Regions from separate parts of the Homo sapiens genome. Here all the other regions are linked to region 3. The links are chromatin loops, found by intact Hi-C in ENCODE. Cell type or tissue: endothelial cell of umbilical vein. All regions are shown on one strand. Region 1 has its middle 110 kb from the start of SAMD9. Region 2 overlaps CDK6 (cyclin dependent kinase 6). Region 3 overlaps CDK6 (cyclin dependent kinase 6).

The links. A loop is a pair of places that touch in the nucleus more often than their neighbours do. Peaks named below come from ENCODE experiments on the same cell type or tissue, not always from the same donor. Only the 100,000 strongest peaks of a DNase experiment are listed, where the experiment ranks them.
Region 1: a loop joins it to region 3, with 6 times the contacts of the local background. A loop is called at or near these places in 2 of 110 quality-filtered maps.
Region 2: it touches region 3 in a loop (6-fold over the local background); 6 of 110 quality-filtered maps call a loop at or near these places.

What each region holds. Positions count from the first base shown.
Region 1 is chr7:93,009,320-93,013,319 of GRCh38, reverse strand. No RefSeq gene overlaps it. Among named protein-coding and RNA genes, the nearest start is that of SAMD9, 110 kb to the left of the region's middle. In endothelial cell of umbilical vein, no CTCF peak of the experiment used is centred here; DNase peaks (open chromatin) are centred at 1,269 and 1,569; H3K27ac peaks cover 2,413 bases.
Region 2 is chr7:92,779,031-92,783,030 of GRCh38, reverse strand. The region is part of intron 2 of CDK6 (cyclin dependent kinase 6); the gene reads left to right. Among named protein-coding and RNA genes, the nearest start is that of CDK6-AS1, 55 kb to the left of the region's middle. RefSeq lists a silencer at 70-270. In endothelial cell of umbilical vein, no CTCF peak of the experiment used is centred here; a DNase peak (open chromatin) is centred at 1,600; H3K27ac peaks cover 1,453 bases.
Region 3 is chr7:92,696,295-92,700,294 of GRCh38, reverse strand. The region is part of intron 4 of CDK6 (cyclin dependent kinase 6); the gene reads left to right. Among named protein-coding and RNA genes, the nearest start is that of FAM133B, 110 kb to the right of the region's middle. RefSeq lists an enhancer at 3,696-4,000. In endothelial cell of umbilical vein, no CTCF peak of the experiment used is centred here; a DNase peak (open chromatin) is centred at 1,684; H3K27ac peaks cover 2,221 bases.

The DNA.
Region 1 (4,000 bases), 310 kb before region 3:
TTTAGAAGGGGCCTGTGCAAGTGAAGCACCCTGAGGTTTAAGCTTCATTAGTTTCCCAATACATTCACCACTGGTGATAATACTTTTTCCTATAAAATGAACGCTGCATGAATACAGTTTGGGTCAGTTGTGCAATGCTTAGAAAAGCTATAGCTCTACAGTGAGAAGGCTTGTTACAGTTTTACAAAGATTCATGTCACATTAGCATTTCCATATCATAAGGTTAACTCTTCATCGTGTCTTTCCAACCTGCAGGGTGGACACTTAATCTTGAGTTTGAGCCCCAACAGATGTCATAATCTCAGGATTATCTTGATTAGAAGGGCATGTAGATTTGTGCTATTGAGTGCCAGATCAGATCCTCTGAGCATACAAAGAGATAGTCAGAAGTTTTGCACAGAGGCTTTCACAAGATTCTGTTATTCTTCTGTGTTCTCCCTACCTCTAATCTTTATATTGGGATTTATAGTATGATCTAAGTATTCACGTGCTACTGGTACAACTTGCTGTCAATGAGTAACGTAAGTTGGTTCAAAATCAACTTCAAACAATTTGGAGAACTGGTCATTTTAAGCATTAAGGTATATTACAATTATTTTTAAAAGAATGTGAATGCAAAAACCAGTCTAATAATTATTAAAAATGATAAATTTACAGATACCATTAGAAGTAACTGATCCTTTATTGATGTAGACCTCCAACATGATTAAAGAGGATGAAAAAATTTTTGAAGCAAAGCTTTGTCAAAGCAAATATCTTACCTCATGGTAGATATAGTCCAGTGTTATTAGTCCTAATTTTTAAATTTATCTCAGATGAGATCTTCGGGATTTGGATCCAATATTCCTTTCTCTATTCTCAGATGTGCTGTGTTTTACTGATTGATTCCAGGAAGGAAATATAGTTAATTGCTCTTAAGCCATTAAATTCCCCTTTATCTTTGTGACTGTCAATAGCATTAGCAGCAAAAGAATGTACTCCCTCTTAATCCGATAGAAGTATGAAAATCTTGATATTGCAACTGCCTTTTGATATCAATATTCTACATGGCATTTTATTAAGTGGAAAGTGGCAAATATGCTCTTTTTTTTTTTTTTTTTGAGAAAATTAGACTAAAGGTGTTCCAGTCCCAGAGGGGCTTTGAGCTGAGTGGACACAGAAACAGTGAATCACCCTTCTGCATAAAGCTGGCTGCCTGGAAGTTTAACCCCCAAAACAAGTGTGGATGGTAGTCATAACAATGCTATCAGAATACCTTTCTCTTCCAAAAGGAATTGGGGCATTGTTCCAGGGTGGACATTACACATTTCCCACATGGCAGCAGGAATTCTAAAATTGTTGAAGTTGCTATGGTGGTCACCAATCAAGAAATACAAAATATATACAGTTTTTAATTAATTCAAACATTTATTGAAAGTTTATATAGATACAGGCATATAGAAATGCTCTTGTGGAACTTAAAATTTATATTATGTGTATATATTCATGTATTTACTTCTCACATACTTAGCACGTAGACACCACACCGGACACACACACATGCATACACGATTGGTCATTTCCAGCAACTTTGACAATCTACTACAAAGCCAAGAACTTCTGAGTCATGTAGAAGGCAAACCATGTCAGAATGTTTAATGAGAAAAAATCATGAGCTCATAGAAGAAGCCTTTGGGCCTCACACAAAACTCATGTGCTCTTACTTTTCTCACAATTCCAGCAAGCTTCGATTATCTCATATCTAACAGAGCTGTTGAATAATCTCATTAGCTCATCGCAAAATAAAAGGCGTACCAACAGCAGGGGAGGGGAGTTATTAAGTGAATACAGTAAGTAAAAAGCACAATAATTAGGGACTATTTAATGCAGGGGCAAACAACAGTATACCCTCAGTAGTCCCTGAGTTACTAGGTGAGATTAAATTATGTTCAGCATTATCCATCACCAAGACAAGGAAGTGTTAATTCGTTTTGTTAAAAAGGTTGAATTTTTAAGCTGATACTTTGTTCTATTCCTTCAATAATATTGATAACAAATGAGCTGTTATTATGCAAAGATACTTGTTACTCACCATTAAACTCATATTTATCACATTTTGCCCTTTTCTAGTTTGGGGAGAGAAAATGATAGATTGGACAATATAGACTGGTAAGTGTGATATAAGGCACACTTCTTCCAATTTGAAAATACCCTAGCAAATGAACTGTTTCTGTCCAAAATATTCCTTTGGTGATAGAAAGGAGGGTCCCTGCATCCAAAAAACAAGGATAAAGCTCTGTCTTCAGCAGAAATCTCCTTGATTTGTGACTTTATAGTTTGCATGACTAACGTTCTTGATTTCTCATTTTTATAGATTGAATTGGTGAAAGTGATTTTATGTTCCCTGGAATTCCCAACACTTAAAAAGTAAGCTTTTTGCATTTCAAATGCAACCTATACAAACTGTTTTGTTTACAAAGCCTCTGAGGTGAGAAGCCAGAGTTCCAAGCATCAGGAAACCATGGGTGAGCAAGATAATTTGACAGTCAGAAAAGTCGAGCTGTTCAATAATGCTACCACTTGCCTTCCATGGAGATCTGGGATTAGTGACTTCCATGACGAATTACACACATCATGGACGTGAAGTGATCTGTTTAAGGGGTTCATTTGCAAGAGCACATGAAAGCAAGAACTTATAATGAACTCTTGGAATACTTAAAGCTTAGTAGTAACAGATATAAATTACTGCAGGAAGCAAAGGATGCTTCCAGAATATGTACAAGTGTTCAGAGTCCTTTTCTGGGAAAAAGAAATATCCCCTCCTAGTATTTCCAAATTTGAACACTCTAGGAGAGTATACTAAACGTTAGAGGTTTTTCACCATTCGATTTTAAGATTTAGTAAAAAGCTACACTAATTAAGTCAATGTGGTGTTTGCATAAGGACAAACATAGAAGAGAATCAAAAATAGACCCACACAGCCGTTTGATTTTCAACAATGATGTCAAGGTTATTAAATGGGGAATAGAGTTGTTTCAATAAATGGTATTGGACAAATGGGTATACATATGAAAAAAATGTGAACCTTTGCCACCATATTTAAAAAATTAACTCCATATGGCTCACAGAATTAAGCATAAGTGCTAAAATGATAAAATATGTAGAAAAAAGGAAAAGGAGAAAATCTTGGTTACCTTGAGTTAGTCAAAGATTTCTTAGGACACTGAAATCATGAATCAAAAAGAAAAAAATGGTAAATTAGACTTCATTAAATTAAAAGCTTCTGCACTTTCAAAGATCTGAAAGACAATGTTAAGAAAATTAAAAAGCAAGACACAAGGTGGGAAAAATATTTACAAATCACATATCTGATGAAGGGCTTGTATCCAGGATATATAAAAGAACTCTCAAAACTCATAAGAAAGCAAACCACACAATTTTTAAAAAATAGGCAAAAGGTTTGAATAGATAACTTACAAAAGAAGATACACAGATGGCAAATAAGCACAAGAAAAGATGCTCAATGTCATTACTTATTAGAGAAATGCAAGTTGAAGCCATCATATGATACACGCATCAGAGTGGCTAATTTATTACACCTATCAGAGTGGCTAATTTAAAAGAATGACAATAGCAAATGTTGATTGGGATGCAGAGCACCTGAAATTCTCATACACTGCTGGTGGAAATGTAAAATGGTACTATCACATTGAGAAAAAGTTTAGCAGCTAGTTACACATTAAACAAAAAATTACCATACAATGTAGCAATTCCATTTCTAAGTATTTACCCACAAAAAATAAAAACATATGTCTGCACAAAAACCTATATGAAATTTTTATCTTTTATTTCTACAGTTCTATTCACAGTCACCAAAAGCTGGAAACAACCTAAATGGTCAAAAAGGATGAATAGATAAACTGTGGTACATTCATACAATAGAATACTACCCAGTAACAAAAAGTAACAAACTAATGATATGCACAACTGTGGGTTAATTTCAAGAGTATTATGCTGAAAG
Region 2 (4,000 bases), 83 kb before region 3:
GGCTACTTTTGCCCAGTGGACATGCGAATGGAGGAGCCATTTAAGGTGAATAGATTCCCAGCCAAGTCAGAGAACTGGGACAGTCACTTTGAGGACACTGCTACTTCTTTTGTGCTTGAGCTTCACTCATTGTGTCTACTCTGTAAGACGTATTTGAGGCCAGATATTGACATTTTTAAGTCATTTAATCATTTCAAAATATTTATAGATGTCTTAGGACAATTTTTTGTTGCAAGTAATAAAAACCCAACTCAAGCTGGATAAGCAAAACACTGACTTTAGTGACTCACATAATTAATAAATCCAGGGGTAGATCAAACACACTGGGCCCAGGTGTGGAAATAATGTCTTCCGGAATCTCTTGCCCACTGTCCCTTGTTCTGGCCCTCTTCTGCATCCCATAGTAGGTTCACTAAAATGGTGGCAAAGACAGCCATCAGTAGCTGCAGGCTGAGACTTTGCCAGTTTCATAATCCCAGTGTAGAGTTTTACTCTCCCAGAAGTCCTAGCAAAATTTCTGAGACTGATTATTATGCTCCTGTCCACCTCTGAATCATTCATCATCACTCAATCCAGGGTTGTTCACATGCCATCCGTGGGCCCCTGCTGTTAAAACCAGATTGCCAGATTCTAGGACAGGAGTAGTTCCTCAACAGAAAATAAGGGTGTGGCTTCCAGGAGAGGTAAATGGATGGAAAGGCAGAGACCATCTGTGGTTTACTTAATAGGATGTAGAATAAATTTACTTGATGTGATATATAAAGTTGTACATAGTGTTTATAGAATTTATTTGGTACTAATACATAGCCATACATCATTACCTGCATTTTTACTTGTAAGTCTTCTTTCCCACAACTAGATAGTAAAGCTTTTAAAAACAATATCTGTCATATCTATTGGAAACTCTAAAACTGAGTATAGTGCCTGCACATGGTAGGTGCTGGTAAATGTTTATGGGTGCTGCTGAAATCGCAATTTGCTTCTAGCAGCATGCACATTATTGTTGGTGGCAAATACTCCTGGAGCTATACCATTTGGTGCTGGTTGAGAATAAGTGCACACAGAGTCCATATTTAATGAGCAAAAAAGAGAATACAGTGGCCCATATCCGTAGTGTAGGGCTAGTGAGATGTGTGAACATAAATTTGGTGCATACAAGACATAGTCACAGAATATGCTTCATGCACTTAAGAGGAGGAGATTAGATATTTTTAAAAATTCTTCTCGATTCCAAATACTGGCTCTAGTTCAAGCAGAATTTTGTTGTGGCCCTTAGGTAGCTGTGCCAGACATCTCTCAGCTCTTGAACTATTTGATGTCCAAACATTGAAGAGAATGGGGGAAAAAAAAGTGACCGGAAAAAAATCCTCATAGAACTTCCTGTGAATGGGTCAAAGTTTAATCACAGCAAATAAGACAGATTTCCCTTTTATTGTAACCACAATAGAAAGGCAGGGCTTGTGTTTACAAAGCATGTTGTTTGGGAGACCTTTGTAAATTGTAATCTTTGGAAATCCCAAACCTATTGGATGTAATCCCATCCATTAGATGAAGGCAACTTGCCTATGCAATAGTTCCAGAAGAGCAAGTTAAATTGAGAACATGAACAGGAAGTAGTCATTAAGAATTACAATGGGTAGGATGCAGAGTTAATTCAGAGAGATATTTTGTTATTAGATAATTACATCACTAGGACAGCTGGAAAACTGAGTGCTGTGCTGGACTGCAAGCCTTGTTCTCTGCCCTGCAGCTGGCGGGTCAGGACAATAGAGACAGCAAGAGAACTTACTTTGTGGGAGAGTTAGGGGCTTGGCCAACTTAATTGTGAAATGATAACGACCTATCTGCCTTTTTTGGATTGCATTTTGCACAGCTAAACTGAAGGCATAGCCTTAGTTAATGCCAATAACCAGTTTGCACTTTGACTTTTTGAACATTCACTTGGATCACATTATGCTAAGCTCTAATGGATAAATATTTAATGGTAATTTTCCTTTCCTTTAAAAGTCATCTGAGATATTTTGTTCATATTCAATACATTGTGATTACATTTTTCTTATGGAACTGCTGTCATGTAATTCTTGAAATGGTATTTTTGTCAGGTTACAGATTAGCAAAAATTTTTAAAAAAAGGTTTTAGAAAGTCTTAAAATATTGGTCAATATAAGGAATCATGCAGTTGTAGCTATTTTCCAGTTTTTTGGGGTTTTTTTGGTTTTTTTTGTTGTTGTTGTTGTTTTTTGTTTTTTTGTTTTTTTTTTTTTTTTGAGATGGAGTCTCGCTCATTGCCCAGGCTGGATGGAGTGCAGTGGCACGGTCTCGGCTCACTGCAAGCTCTGCCTCTCAGGTTCACGCCATTCTCCTGCCTCAGCCTCCCAAGTAGCTGGGACTACAGGCGCCTGCCACCACGCCCGGCTAATTTTTTTGTATTTTTAATAGAGATGGGGTTTCACCGTGTTAGCCAGGTTGGTCTCGATCTCCTGACCTCGTGAGCCGCCCTCCTCGGGCTCCCAAAGTGCTAGGATTACAGGTGTGAGCCACCGCGCCCAGCCTATTTTCCAGTTTTTACATTCAAGTGTTCAGACCTGTCTGGCTCTTTTGTTTTGCAAGTGTAAGGGTTCTAGGTAGCCTAGCCCCATTCCTTATTGATTTATATAAATACATTACAGATTGTTTACCTCTAGCCAAATACCAGGGATTTTAATTCATGCTTAGCTCAGTTGTTGTATATGAAACTCATTTGTTATATTAAAGTTTCTGGCCGGGCACAGTGGCTCACGCCTGTAATCCCAGCACTTTGGGAGGCCAAGGCAGGTGGATCACTTGAGGTCAGGAGTTCGAGGCCAGCCTGGCCAACATGGTGAAACCCATCCTTACTAAAAATACAAAAATTAGCCAGGCATGATGGTGCATGCCTGTAGTCCCAGCTACTCGGGAGGCTGAGGCAGGAGAATCACTTGAACCCAGGAGGTTGCAGTGAGCCAAGATTGCACCACTGCACTCCAGCCTGGACAACAGAGTGAGACTCCATCTTAAAAGAAAAATAAGAATAAAAATAAAGTTTCTGTTTTCTCTTTATTGCCCACCAAAGTGACTATTATTTGATTTGGGGCAATTCCAGAGGGAGTCATTGTAGACAAAAAAAAGCATCATAAATATTATAGTCTAGCATTTCTAAGATTAATGTTTACAACCATTGATTCAAAATGCATTTCCTACCCATTGTGACTAATATAACTGTTAATTTTTAGTACAATGTTTACTAACCATTAATCAGACATAATTTAAGTCAGACAAAATTTCATAGTTTTGGGAAGAGCAATATTTCCCCAGATGTCTTCCATGGAGTACTAGGTCTGTAGGATGTGGATGGCTAGCCAGCACTGGAGCCAAAAAAGAGAGTATCCTACAGGCACCCTTAGGACTCTGATGTCCCTTGATGCCCTTTGTGAATGTCTGAGAAGTCTCTAATATGCTCCATTTCCTGAATGAAGTTAATAATAATGGCACCTTAAAAATTAAAAAGGATTATTTCCTTGAACCTGGAGGAGTCACTTCTACCTAATACCATTTTTTAAGAATATGCAAGTATATACATTAAAATTTATGTGAAAATGTTCTGCTCTATGGACTATTACACATCTCTTTAAAATTCCATGTTTTAAAAACTACCGATTGAAATGAGTCCTTTTTTCTCCAAGGTTTATCATTTAGGACAATTAGTAGTGGCTTCAGTGAGCTCACCTTTCGTATCTTGAGCATCCATTGAAACTGAGGCCTGGAGTCCAGTTGCTGCAGGTGGCATCAGTGAGTCTTAATATTTTGAAGAGAGCAGTATAACTCTGAGGAAAGCAACTTGGGTGGGTTAGATGTTATTTTTAAATTGTGTCATGCAAAGAGTGCTTGAAAACGGTTTCAGTGAGATGAAGCAACAGGGCATACTGCCAGGGTTGTTAGGTAACTTCTAAGACAACGGTCCAGGGGGCAGATGACTTTTTGT
Region 3 (4,000 bases):
CAAATGTAGAATAATGCATATCTGACATACACGCCCTGCATAAAACCCTTTAGTACCTCCCCTTCTCCTCAGGATAAAGTCCTAGCTCTGTCAAGTAACACTTGGGGTCCTGTTATCTGGTCCATGCAGTTTCATACTCCTCAACTTTTGCTCATGTTGCTCTCTCTACCAGTCATGCCCTTGCCCCTCCTCGCTGAAGCCTCTAACACTAGATACCCCTATCCTGCACCCCGCCTCACCCCTGTGGAGTTGATGTGTATATAACATTTGCTGATAGCTAAAGTTTATAGAGCCAGGCACCTGCAGAGTACTTTATGTACCTTATCCATATAATTCTCCAGTTGCCCTATTAAGCAGGTACTATGATTCTCCATCTTGCAGGTGAGGAAACAGAGGCATGGAGAGGTTAAGCTATTTAGCCAAGGTGATGTAGCTCATAAAAGAGGAGACAGGATTTGAATCCAGGCTTTTAAATTATTTACGTCTACCTCGCACAGAGCTTGTGCAATTGGTAAGTTACATGTCTGCCTCCTCTGCTCAGCTGTGAGCTTTTGAGAACAGATATGATGACTTCATCATCTGTGTGTCATCTTTGCAACTGAGATCCAATGCTTGTCACCTAGTAGGCACATTTGTATATGTATGAATGAATGAATTAATTGTTGATGTGACATTGTAAATGTCTCATAAATCTCATGAGAAGTGCTACTAAGAATATGTGAGAGTAGTACAGATATATCTGTATTTCACCCACCATGTGTATTGTCCATGAGGACATGAAATAAGTAAAAATGATGTTACTGCCTTTGAGGAGAATTTGGTTTAGTAGAAAAATGTAAATAGTTGAAAGAACTTAAATATGGAGCTTTTAGAAGCCATTCTGATTCCTGTTACCAAGAGGCATTATTAGTATTTATAGAAATCAACTTATCTTTTTAAAGGTTCATCATGTGCTAATAGCTAACAGCATCAGCAGTTTAATTATTGACTTAATCGAGGTCTAGAGTAGAGGACTTCCTAGTACTTTGGGAACTCCTGGCCACTTTTCATGTCAGCCTTGCTTTAAAAGGGATCCTAAAATGTGAAAGCTTTCTGTCTCTCTGATAGTGAACTAAGTTATTAGTTAAAATTTATCAGCCCAGTTGAAGTTGGCAAGATGATTCATCTTACATACATCAAATTCATGCAAAAGGAAGATATCAGTTACTATTTTAAATGCAAAAATAATATGCTTAAAATATAGTTATGGGCATACTGTGGTTTCTGGAATTGTCCTCCTGGAGAATCATTGAGACATGGTCTCTGATGTTCTTTATAATAGTAGCATGCTTATTTCATAAGCCAGAGCCCATATAGGAAAAAGCCTTTTTTCCACCATGCAAAGGCTTATAACTGAATGAGAAAAAAATAAATTAATTACATGAATATTAAGAGGTTACTTATCTATTATAACATTGGGCCACAAGTTGACTAATTAAAAGGAATGCAGGTTGGAAAGCTGCCACAAATCTGCTCCTTTCATTTAGAGGGCCACAGGCTGAAGCCAGTGATTGTGCGTGACAGACTCTGGGAACAATGGTGCAGTGCACAGACCGTCCAGATGAAGCATGCTCGTCTGAATTACACCGACGACAGGGTGGCCTACAGGCAAACAAAATGGTTAAACAATACATAATCAAGTTTTTATTTGGTATTTCCTGCAAGGCTGTACCAGTTGCCAGGGAGCGTACTGTATTTTTTCTTCGGCTGTATTAATTGTTGACCATAGCTGGCAGAACCCCAAACAGGGACAGATAAGGGGGAAAATGGCATCTGGACATTAAAGCCTCAAGTGTACTGGGGGAAAAAAAAGCACAAAAAATTACAGCATATATCAGGAATTTTCCAGCTAACGATGTGCGGATGTGGTAGCGCGAGGGAAAAAGAGCCAAACTGAGCTTGCTTTGTTCGCTAAGAGAGGCCCCCCTGTAACATTCCTTTTAGCTGTGCATATTTTGGCTTCATTTGTACAGTTTTAACTTTATACTGTGTGTGGAGGAGTTCAGTTGTAACTGGTGGTGCCTAATAATTCTATTGCAATAATTAAAGTTCATGGAGAGCTGTTAGGTTATTAGTTCATAGAAGCTGCTTCAGAAAACGGAGTCTAAGCTGAAAACTTTTTAAGTGACATGTCATTACTGTAAAAGATGGCAACAATTATTTTCTTTGATTTCACAGCAGTTTTTTTTTTAAGACAAGATTCATTTATGGAGACAAATAAGAAACAACATCTTAAAAGCTTTGGGTAGGAGTGAGGGGCCCAGACTGGGAATGATGAGAATATGGATCCTGTAGCCTGTGAATAAAACATTTTCCAACTGGCTTGTAAAACATGAAAATTTGTGATAGCATAATTTCATCTGCTACTTTTAGATTCCATTTAAAATGTGAAATTAATATATAAATGTTAGTAAATCTATTGCAGAAACCAAGTATTGCAGCTTCTTCACCTCTGATAGAAGTCATATGTGACTTTTAATTCAGTAATACGATGAAAAATCTCCAACTGAACACAGCCTCCTTCTTAAAAGATTGACATGCCTTGGAGTCCCCAATAAAATAGTAATTGCAATGTACACCAATTGGTTAGAGCTGTGAAATATGTTTCCCGGGGGCTTCTCTGCAGTGGTAGAGGGCTGTCTGCCTGCATGGTTGTCATACTCAGTGGTTACTTGCAGACTCTGGAGTTAGACCTGGGTTTGGATTGTATCTCTGACAAGTGGCTAGTTGTGGGACTACTGTAGTTATTAACATGTTTGAATATCAGTATCTTACCTAAAATATGGGTAAAAAATTATGTGCCTATCTCACAAGTTTTTATGTTTAAGTAACATAAAATGTGTGAAGTCCTTAGTGAAGTGCCAGGCGTACGGAAGACTCTTGATAAACTTCGACTGTTTTTCTTTGGCTATGTCTTCTCTGTTGTGCAGCTCTGGGGTTTCTTTGAGCTTCTCAAAACATTCCTTCTAGTCAGTTTCTGCATTAGAGTAAAATATATTTACTTAATCACCATTGACTTCCACAATAGATAACAAGGAACAGGTTGTTTGGTCTGTAATGAAAGCCAGGCCGATAGTTATGATTACTATTAAGCATTCTTCGAGAAGCTGAAATGTTATTAACTGTCTTCCGAAGCACTTATTAAGAGCCAATTATTAGTCCTGAAAAACAGTTCTCTCAAATATTCCTAAGATGACTTCCAGCTATAGTATACATGTACTTTGTGACATTATAGATGGCTGCCTGGTAACGTAGAGGCCAGGCTTCATCTCCAAATGTGAAGAGAAAATTCTCTCTCTCATTCCTGTCTCATATTTGATTGGATGATTTTAGTAAGACTTAATGACTTTTTTGCGAATCGGTTAAATTTTCTGGTGTATGTTGCTTTTCATTTTCTTCTCCAGAAATCTTAATCCTCTTGAAGACAGGAAATGTGTTAGGAGTTCATAGACTCTGAATATTAGAATTGCACAATTCATGACCCCAGGATTCCATATGCTGTCCATTCAATAAAGGGGTGACACTGTCCATGATGATCAATGTTTAGATGACAAACATCTTTAAATCCACAAAATTTCTCATAGACCAAAGCGTTTGTTCTAGTCCCTGACATATCGAACCAGTTTTTTCAAAGTAAATCATTTGATCTGGTCCCTGACATATCAAACCAGTTTTTTCAAAGTAAATCTTGTGTCCTGAAAACATTTTGAGGCCTTAAATAATACCACTCTTGAATATCATCATTTGAGTAACTTAGTAAAGACTATTAAAAAAATACACATATATGGTAAGATTTTGTAGGATCTTCTTAGCATTAAGAATAAAAGATTATTAATTCTTTCCCCGTGAAACAACAACATATAATAATAAGCTAAATGTGGTCAGCTTTGATTTCATAACGGGAAAACTCCCTTTTCATTTTTACAATTGGTGTTTTCTCTTCAGCTGCTTTTTAAGTTGG